2 separate regions of the Homo sapiens genome follow, and region 1 is linked to region 2. Evidence: chromatin loops called from intact Hi-C (ENCODE). Cell type or tissue: IMR-90. All regions are shown on one strand.

Region 1 (5,000 bases), 96 kb after region 2:
AGCTGAGAAAGAAAAACAGAAAAAAGCAGTTGAGAGTTTCAGGAAGAGCAGCGAGGCTTTTCAGTTTCATCCCCCCAGGAGTTAATGGTATCACAGAAAACGTGATCATTTGCCGAATGCCGACAGTGAGCTAAGTCTCATCTAGGACCTGCTCTTAGAAGCTTTCCAGAGTCAATATCCAGAGATACTGTTTTTCTATCTTGTACAACGGTTTAAAAAATTTGCAACGTGACAGCACTGATTTATACAATGCACTCACAGTCTATTTCTTTAAAAAAGAATACATACACAGAGAGAGAGAGAGAGAGAGAGAGAGAGAGAGAGAGAGTGTTTTACCGTGTTAACATTTTTCCTGAAGAAAGTATTTAATACCCTCTCCCTACCCCCTACTCCCCCACCCTATCCCCTGGAAGGAAGGAGGGGAAGACTGAATGGGATTTGGAGTTTTCCCACTGAGAAAGGGGCATTTTCTGCAACCAGGTCAGTGTTCAAAGGACTAATGCTCTAAGGAAATTATCCCAAAGAAGAGAGAGGCAGTTCAGGGTTATTAAGTTATTTTAAAACATTGCCTGGGCTGTTGCTGCTGACCTTTGTGAAGGGAACAGGATGCTGCTTCCCAGGGGAACAGAATAAGAAGCAATTAGAGAAGCCTAGGAGAGGCCCGGGAATGTTTGGGAATTCACACATACCCCAAATTACGTGGGAACGCTAAGAATGAAAATAAACTAACTTTGATTAGGGACATATTTGGGTTCTAGAAAATATTCTAAAAATGCAGCTCACACTGGGGCTATATCTCTATGAGTGTTTTCCTAAAAACCTGAACACTCAGTATCTAATAGAGGTCAATAAGACTTCAATCCAGTTTCAGAGGAGAAAAGGAAAGCCAATTAACATTTCTTAAGCAATATTCCTTATGTGTCATAAAGTAGAATGGGTGTCACGTTAAGCAAATGGCTCAAACGAACAGAGTTGGGATATGATACAGTTGTTTCAAATGCAGATTTATTTGATGTGACTACTGGTTTTTTTCTAACACGTGATTATGTAAGAAAGTGCATGTTTAAGAAAGTTAGAAAAAGAAAATGGGGAAATAGCTGAAATAATTTACTCCTCTTCTTTTGGATAAACCAACTTGAATATGTTCTATGCTCATTCTCACATTTCCAAAAGTGCCACGAATGAGGCAGGGAATGCTATACCATGTGTATTATAATACAGGATTATTTTCCCCATACACACATTAAATTTTAGCTGCCACATGTATAGGTGTATGTATATATGTTGCCACCTTTCCACATGACATATGCCATATAGAATGTTACAACATTTTTCTGTAAAATAAAAATGTATCATTGATGACATTCTGTTAAGACTCAGTGGCTACTATATCCTGGCCCAAAAAGTAGGTCCTGTCCACAATGCTCAGTGAAAAACAGTAGTTGATCAATTTAAAGCTCTATTGACCACTAGAAAACCAGAAGAAGCCTCATGAATGATATTTAGGAAAAACAGACTCTAGTTCTACTGAAACAAAGCTAGAGCTGAGAGTGGTCCCAGGCATTATCTAGTTCAACCTTCTCATTGAGGTTGAGCTAAGTTATACTCCTTATCATATTGTTAGATTAAGATAGAACGGAATCTAGAACTCATGTTTTGGTATGTACCATTCATACATCCATGCCAAGGACTGTCCCTTAAGCACCAAACTGTAGGAGCTATGAGAAACTCTATCAAACACTCGGCATGCTTCCTAACACTAAAGTTCATGTCTAGAGGGCATGAGAGATGGATTTGAGTGGTAAATCTAAATTGACACACAAATACTACAAGATTGTTTTGAAGGTGAAATGAGTCAGCAAACTGAAAAGCACATAGAATTACTGACATATGTTCATGAATTCATTCCAATATTTACCAAGTACCTGTTATCTGTGAGGCACTATGCTAGAAAAAGAGATAACAACAGCTATCCTCCTGGAGTCTGTTATTTCAGTCAAGGTGATACAAATCAGCTTATGAAACTACAAAAAAGGATGTGAGGGTTTTTTTCATGAACCTATGAGACACAGATGATATCAACATCTACATCTCCCAACAAGATCTATAAAACCAAAACCAGACTCAGCACTCTGCACAACACTATGGCACCCCTTTCACTCTCTTTCAGTTAATATCTTAACCTGAATTGTTTTCATGATTATATCATCAATAATGTATTACCAACTATTCCTTCATTGTGGTTCCAGAGCTTACTGAGACTCAGGTAACGTGACCTTTGAAACCATCAAATGGCAGAGGAGAAAACACAGCAGAGAAGATTGACCTCTGGGTTATCTTTGTGTACTAAAGCCTTTTGAAAAGTCAGAGCATCAGGCTTTTGGCAGTGATTTCAAAAATTTAATTACCCCGAATCATTCACCAGCATCCTCAAAGACTGACAGATCAAATTAGACAGCTGATTCTCTGTTGCATCCACTTCTTATCATCAATAGTGCTAAATAGTTAAGTGAAACATTTAATATTATTTGTCCTTTCTATCCCGATAAGATTGATGGTGCAATAAGAATCCTCAAGGGCAATATGAAGATTCATTTTCACTTCTCTGGAAAATGATCACAAACAATTTCTATTTCGAAGTCAACATTCACAAAATCAGAAAATGTTAGTACTGGAAATGACCTATGATATCATGTCATTCTGCTTCCTTAAATGACAGAGGGAGAAACTGAGGCCCACAGAAAATAAGCAATTTCCCATTGGTCAAGTATTAATAGCTAGGTGACAGTAAAGCTGGAACTAGAATTCAAGTCTTGCGATGCCTAGCCTATTTAAAATTTCCCCTATTTAATGTTGTCTTAGCTGCTAAAAGGTATATTTTGAAGAAAAATATACATAAGAAGGATCTTACCAGAAATAGCACAAAATTATATACTACATGATGTGTTCACATTGTATGAAAGATTATGACAAAATTCAACTGATTTTCAAACCCAATGTCAGAAGACTTGTATCATTCTTAGAAGAGTGAGGTGTCTGGAATAAGAAATGAGGAAATTTTTTTTTTTTTTTTTTTTTGAGGCAGAGTCTTGCTCTGTCACCCAGGCTGGAGTGCAGTGGCGCGATCTCGTCCACTGCATGCTCCGCTTCCCGGGTTTACGCCATTCTCCTGCCTCAGCCTCCCAAGTAGCTGGGACTACAGGCGCCCGCCACCACGCCCAGCTAATTTTTTGTATTTTTAGTAGAGACGGGGTTTCACCATGTTAGCCAGGATGGTCTCCATCTCCTGACCTCGTGATCTGCCTGCCTCAGCCTCCCAAAGTGCTGGGATTACAGGCGTGAGCCACCGCACCCGGCCTGAGGAAATGTTTTCTATGTTGATATCATACTCCAGTTTCTTTATAATAAGAGCCCATCTCATTGTCAGAAGACGTGTCTACTGCAAACCAGCCAACACAGGGATATTTAACACGTTGATTGCTGTTAAGGCTAAGATGTAGTTAGGCACTGCTCCCTCTGTATATAAATACAGGTACTGAAATAGCAATCAATATTATGAAGGAAGAAATCAACCAACCAAAACTTGAATTGGAGCAATGCCTGGTACCAACAGGGGCTAGAACAAGAATGAGAGCAAGATATGCTTTAAGCATGGGACATATTTGGAATCCGAAAAAATTGCCATGAAAGTAGTAATAGAGGCAATACAGTAGGGGGCAGGGGAAGGTGGTGTCAAGATTCAGATGCTACTGGAGTTAGGGGAACACTGGTACTAAAAACCAGACCAAGATCCGTGAGTTCAAACCAGAATGTAGACCAACAGGATACAGAGAGCCACATATACCAAAAGGTAAATCTAGACAGATGGCCACAGTTCCAGGCAGAGAGTCAAATACTCGTACAAATAGAGCTATAGGAATGGTAGGCCATAAGAAGACAGGACAGTCAGAACCCAAATCAGCAATTTTGTCAGCACAAACAGCAACAGTAACAAGAAATGTTGACTGAAGCAACTGTTAACTTCATCCAATAAGGTTTTATATCGCATTTTGCTAAGCAGGAAGCAGCAGAAAGTTGTGAGCAAAACTCAGATGCAATAAATGGTTGTGGAAACATGCCTGAGATTGAGAGTGAAGAGAAGGGTCGATCAAGGTCATCAGGCAACATATACAGCAATGTATATACAACATTCAAAATTACCAGCAGGAAAAGATAAACACTCCTTTGGACATGAGTTGCTTCTTGAGCATTGCATGTAAAAAAAGCTGAGCAGTTAGCAAGTTCCCAAGAACCCCATCTTTCACTCTTCTGTGAAGGGCTTCAGAGATATTTCGAAAGGGAACCTGATGAAATGCATTACTGCTGATGGAGTCAGCAGGTTTACTCCTGAGTTTCATTAGTGAATTCTTCCCAATATTTAGCAACCACAGCGTCTTTGAAGGAGGAAAGGACCAGCTTGTCTAAAAATCAAATCCTTCCTAAGGGACAGCTGGCAGAAATATAAGGTCAAACACTTTTGCTGGTATTACAGAAAAGTAGCAGAAAACCAACCTTCGGCTAGAACTAATATATGCAGAAGAGGTTATGACCTCAATTGATCTCTCCATTTCTGCACCAATGGGAGACAGCAAATAACATTTACTTTCTTCATGAGTGAGTGGAAACTAGAGACAATGCTAACAAATTTCATAACCAATATTTGGGCCACCCTAGTCACGACATCCCAAAGAAGATATAACAGAGCTGGAAAAGATCCAGGGAAAAACAACTAAGATAATCAAGGGGAAAGCTTATCTTTCCGTCAAGGACAGACTAAAAGACTAAAAAGGATTAGAATTTCTCAGACTGGGAAGATGAAAATGAAAAGCATTAGTAGGGGAATGTGAGGCTAAAGTCGACTCTGGATAAATATAAATGTTTTTACTGAATTTCAAAGAATTTAATTAAGGCCATTCCTTGAGGTTAAAGGATGCAGATTCAAGAGAAATTAAAATGCCTAT
Region 2 (5,000 bases):
TTGAACCCCTTTATTTCTGAAGACCTGGCAGCCAGGGTTCACGGTCCTTCTCTTTTGCCCAGTTCTCGCTCCAATTCTGCATGATTTCAACATTGGCATGGGGGACTCATGCATCATTCTAGCCTCTCAGTTCCTTAACTTGCTATTTCACCTCCATGGAAATTCACATCCACTCTACCTCTGCCACCTACTCAAATGGCTATATCCTAGATCTAATCACCTGAAACTGTTCCACCTTCAAAATAATGTTCATCTATGATTCTCTCTGACCACAACTTCTTGACCTTCAGTTCCTTTACTACTTCTTCCCCTACCTCCCTGAAGAGTTAGCATTTTCATCCCTCTACCTCCTAATTACCAGTTTCCATATGCGTTCACAGCTTCTCCTACCCAACAGGGACTTGTCAGTATCATTTTAATCAATCTTTTGCCCAAATCCTCACTTCTCTTGCCCAGCTGTTCCCTCCCTACCCCAGGACAGAAGCATCTGGCTCCCAAGTGCTAAGCGTGCCTGGGGAAATACCACACCCCTGCAGATTGGAGCTACCGTGAAACACTCAGCCGCCTCTGGGTTCACACAGCTGGTTTTCAACTCCGCCCTCTCTCTTATTCTCCACAAAGATAAGCCCAACTTCATCATCTCCTGCTGTTAACTGCGTTGCAGGGACTCTCCACTCCATACAAAAAATGGAAGCCTTTATAGTAAGACATCCTTCACCTTGCTGCTACCTGGTTTCTTAGTTACCTGGACCTGCCCAGATCCTTCCCTCTACCCCACCCATTACAGTGGAAGAGAGGTATCTCTTCCCTCCCTTGGGCTCTGGATTACCTGCCCGTATTCTCTGAGAACACCCATTATTTATCATCTCCTCTTGGGCCAATAATTGTAATCTCACCCTGTCTTCTCATACTCATATAAATACATTCCCACGAATACTATATGTTTGGCCTGCATTTGATTGAAAAAAATCCACGTAAGTTGACCCAAGCAGTTCAAACCCATGTTGTTCAAGGATCAATGTATACACACACACACACACACACACACTTATATACACATATTGTGCCACATAATGACATTTCAGTCAACAATGGACTGCCTATATGACAGCGAGCCCATGAGATTACACTATTATATATTTTTACTGTATCTTTCTATGTTTAAATACGTTTCGATACACAATACTTACTATTGTGTTCCAACTGCCTACAGTATTCAGAACAGTCACGTGCTGTACAGGTGTATAGCCTAGGAGCAATAGGCTATCCCATACAGCCTAGGTGTGTACTAGGCTATACCATCTAAGTTTGTGTAGTACTCTCCTATATTGACATAACAACAAAGTTGCCTAACAACACATTTCTTAGAACATATCCCCATTGTTAAGCAACACGTGACTGTACATACATTTCCATTAACTCCTCAGCCCCCTCCAACTAGCTACCACCCCACTCTTCTCCCCTTCATAAGTAAATTTCTCCAAGAATCATTCATACCTTCTCTAATTCTCCACTTTTGGTTCACTTTTGAACTCACCACACCACTTCCACTGTGCCTCTAAAATCTCACCAAAGTTACTAGGGACCTTCCTGTTGCTAAGTCCAATGGGCATTTTCCGCAACTTTATGCTGACATCCCAGCAACATCTGACCCTGGTAACGGGTTCTTTCTTTCTTCCCATGGAGCATGTGGCATCATAACCTCTTGGAATTTTCCTTCTTTCCTCCTGGCCATTCCTTTGCAGTCCCTTCTGTAGGTTGCTTATCCTGTGTCCTAAATAACTTCCCTTCTCACGCTACACTTTCCTGGAGCTATCCAATCCTCTCCCCCGTTACAAGCAGCACCTACAGGCTCATGATCCCTAAACGTTGTTTGTATATTTCTCCTGAGCACCACAGCTCCGTGTCTAACCTTACCAGACAAGTCCCACATTCACCTGATATTCCAAGCCAAGCACCTAAGTGTCTTCCTTGACTCCCTTTCACCCACCACATCAAGCTTGTCCAACCTGTGGCCCAGGATGGCTTTGAATGAGGCCCAAATGAATTCGTAAACTTTCCTAAAACATTTTTTTTTTTTTTTGCGATTTTTTTTTTTTTTTTTTTTTTTTTAGCTCATCAGCTACCGTTAGCGTTAGTGTATTTTATGTGGGGTCCAAGACAATTCTTCTTCCACTGTGGCCCGGAGAAGCCAAAAGATTGGACATCCCTGCACCACATCAAATGAATCACTGAGGCCTGTCAAATCCACTTCCTAAATATTTCTAAATTCTCTCCACTTATCTCCCTTACTACTCTGCTAATTCAAGCCACCACATTGCTGGTTTAGATTACTGCAACAGGTTTTTCTCCTGTCACTCCCACATCGCACCAATCCATACTCTGTTCCACAGCAAGAATCATCTTTCTAAGCGACAATCTGATTATGTCACCCCCAGGCCAAATCCCCTGACCTCTAAATTCCTTAACTTGGGTTTTAAAAACCTTGCACAATCTGCTTCCTGCTTCTCTCTCCAGCCTATTATTTCACAATAGATCTTTCCCCTGGAATTCTGTGCTTTAGCCATACTGACATATTTTCAGTTCCTGAATGTGTCATGCTTTCTCTGGGCCCTTCAGCACATGCTCTTCTTTCTGACTAGAACGCTCTTCCTAGAGAGAGAGCTGCTTACTCTTCTAGAGTTACCTAGCTTAGACATCACCTCTTCAAACAAACATTCTTTGAATCTCATTCCACACAGTTAGCTGTTCACATAGTACCCCATTGTCCCACTGTTGCACAACTAAATATATGACATTGAAATGGTCTTGGAAATAGAGACAAGATCACTTTATTTTTTTAACCAACTGTAGACATTCTTAATACATTATACATATATTTGCTTATGTCTACAAATTTCATGAACATCCTGGTTATCCCTTGTTAGACTGTAAGTTCCATCAGAGCAGAAACTGTGCCTGTTGGGCCGGGCGCATTGGCTCACGCCTGTAATCCCAGCACTTTGGGAGGCTGAGGCGGGTGAATCACCTGAGGTCAGGAGTTCGAGACCAGCCTGACCAACATGGTGAAACCCCGTCTCTATTAAAAAATACAAAAATTAGGCCGGGCGTGGTGGCTCATGCCTGTAATCCCAGCACTTTGGGAGGCCGAGGAGGGCGGATCACAAGGTCAGGAGATCGAGACCATCCTGGCTAACACGGTGAAACCCCGCCTCTACTAAAATTACAAAAACAAAATTAGCCAGGCGTGGTGGTGGGTGCCTGTAGTCCCAGCTACTCCGGAGGCTGAGCCAGGAGAATGGCGTGAACCCGGGAGGTGGAGTCTGCAGTGAGCCTAGAACGCGCCACTGCACTCCAGCCAGGGTGACAGAGCGAGACTCTGTCTCAAAAAAAAACAAAACAAACAAACAAACAAACAAAAAACAAAAATTAGCCGGGCATGGTGGGGCATGCCTGTAATCCCAGCTACCTGGGAGGCTGACGCAGGAGAATCACTTGAACCTGGGAGGTGGAGGTTGCAGTGAGCCCATATTGCGCCACTCCACTGCACTCCAGCCTGGGCAACAGAGCAAGACTCCATCTCAAAAAAAAAAAAAAAAAAAAAAAAACAGAAAAAAAGAAAAAGAAACTGTGCCTGTTTCATGGGCATATCATCAATGCACACAGACCCTCAGACAATAGTAGAGTTATACATAAACTATTTGATGACATGATAGAGCTGTGTAACACTTCAGGATTTTTCCACAGATGTATGATAAAAAAGGAGGAAAGCAATTCTGTCATTTTTCCTCTACCACTTCATTCATCTGCACGTTAGCATTCAAGCTAATAAACCACACATGTCTATGAAGTTTGGTTTAGATCAGATAGTCATAGTCTTCTAATACTAAGTACATTTTGTAAAAAGAAAAAAAAACAAAGGTAGAACAAGGATTGTGCAAGTTTCACAAAGGTAATTATGGATGCCGATGCCAATGCCAGTAGTTGGAAAATAAAAATTCTCAATATCTTAATTCAACATCAGTAGCTGAGGAATGGTGACAGGAATGATTCTAAAAATAAAACAAAACATTCTAGGCAAACTCTAGGCCAAGGATACATTAAAGAATGAATTATACATTGCAACAGGAATTGTGACAGCTGTTTCTCCCCTCTCTAAGTAAAAATGTACCCAACCTACTTTTTATTCTAAGCAAAGACATAGTATCAAGATCTTCAAATACTGGCCAATACTTACAGCAAAGGGCCTTCTGCAGTCTTCGGAGTTTCATGGCAGTCCTATAAGCTGAGAATCTGACATTATTCAGGTCAGCTGAAAAGAGGGAAAACAAAGAGCATTTGTTATTCCATCAGAAATAACAGACAACCCACCCCCGACGCCCAGTGATTTGCCAATAACTACAACCACCACAAAAATAGCCTAGAAAACATATAGTGTGTATACGCCAAGCTTTCGGAGGTGAAAATTCTGTTAACGTGGGGAAAAGAAAAAATAATTCCTTTTGCCCTTTGACAACCAGGAAGGCTAAGTTCTGTGAAGACTAAAGTGGTATAGCCTGAAGGGCATTCATGTAGTCCTGTTCCCAAGAGGAAAGAGATGGACAGGCATTATTTTTTTCTAGAAAGTAATCTGGATCTACTGTAGTGAATCTTTTCTGCACAAGATTAAAGAGAACAAGAAATACATTATTTAAATAGCTATAAGACCTTAAACAATCAAGTGGCAATATAACATTTTTTCTGACTGTAGAAGTTATACATGCTCACTTTGGGTAACTTAGACATTTAACATATACATATATAATCAAATAAATCATCCACAAGCCCATAAACTCAAAAATAGGCACAACTGGCTGGATTCAGTGGCTCATGCCTGTAATCCCAACGCTTTGAGAGGCCAAGGTGGGAGGACTGCTTGAGGCCAGGAGCTTAAGACCAGCTTGGGCAACATAGTGAGATCCCATCTCTACAAAAAAAGTTTATATAAACCTTTTAAATAA

What was found. Peaks named below come from ENCODE experiments on the same cell type or tissue, not always from the same donor. Only the 100,000 strongest peaks of a DNase experiment are listed, where the experiment ranks them.
Region 1: a loop joins it to region 2, with 2.5 times the contacts of the local background. A loop is called at or near these places in 2 of 110 quality-filtered maps.

Annotation. Positions count from the first base shown.
Region 1 is chrX:31,314,453-31,319,452 of GRCh38, forward strand. The region is part of intron 62 of DMD (dystrophin); the gene reads right to left. Among named protein-coding and RNA genes, the nearest start is that of FTHL17, 240 kb to the left of the region's middle. In IMR-90, no CTCF peak of the experiment used is centred here; no DNase peak of the experiment used is centred here; H3K27ac peaks cover 320 bases.
Region 2 is chrX:31,218,810-31,223,809 of GRCh38, forward strand. DMD (dystrophin) reads right to left here. Exons shown (of 79, transcript NM_004006.3): 64 at 4,238-4,312. Among named protein-coding and RNA genes, the nearest start is that of FTHL17, 150 kb to the left of the region's middle. In IMR-90, no CTCF peak of the experiment used is centred here; a DNase peak (open chromatin) is centred at 2,572; H3K27ac peaks cover 592 bases.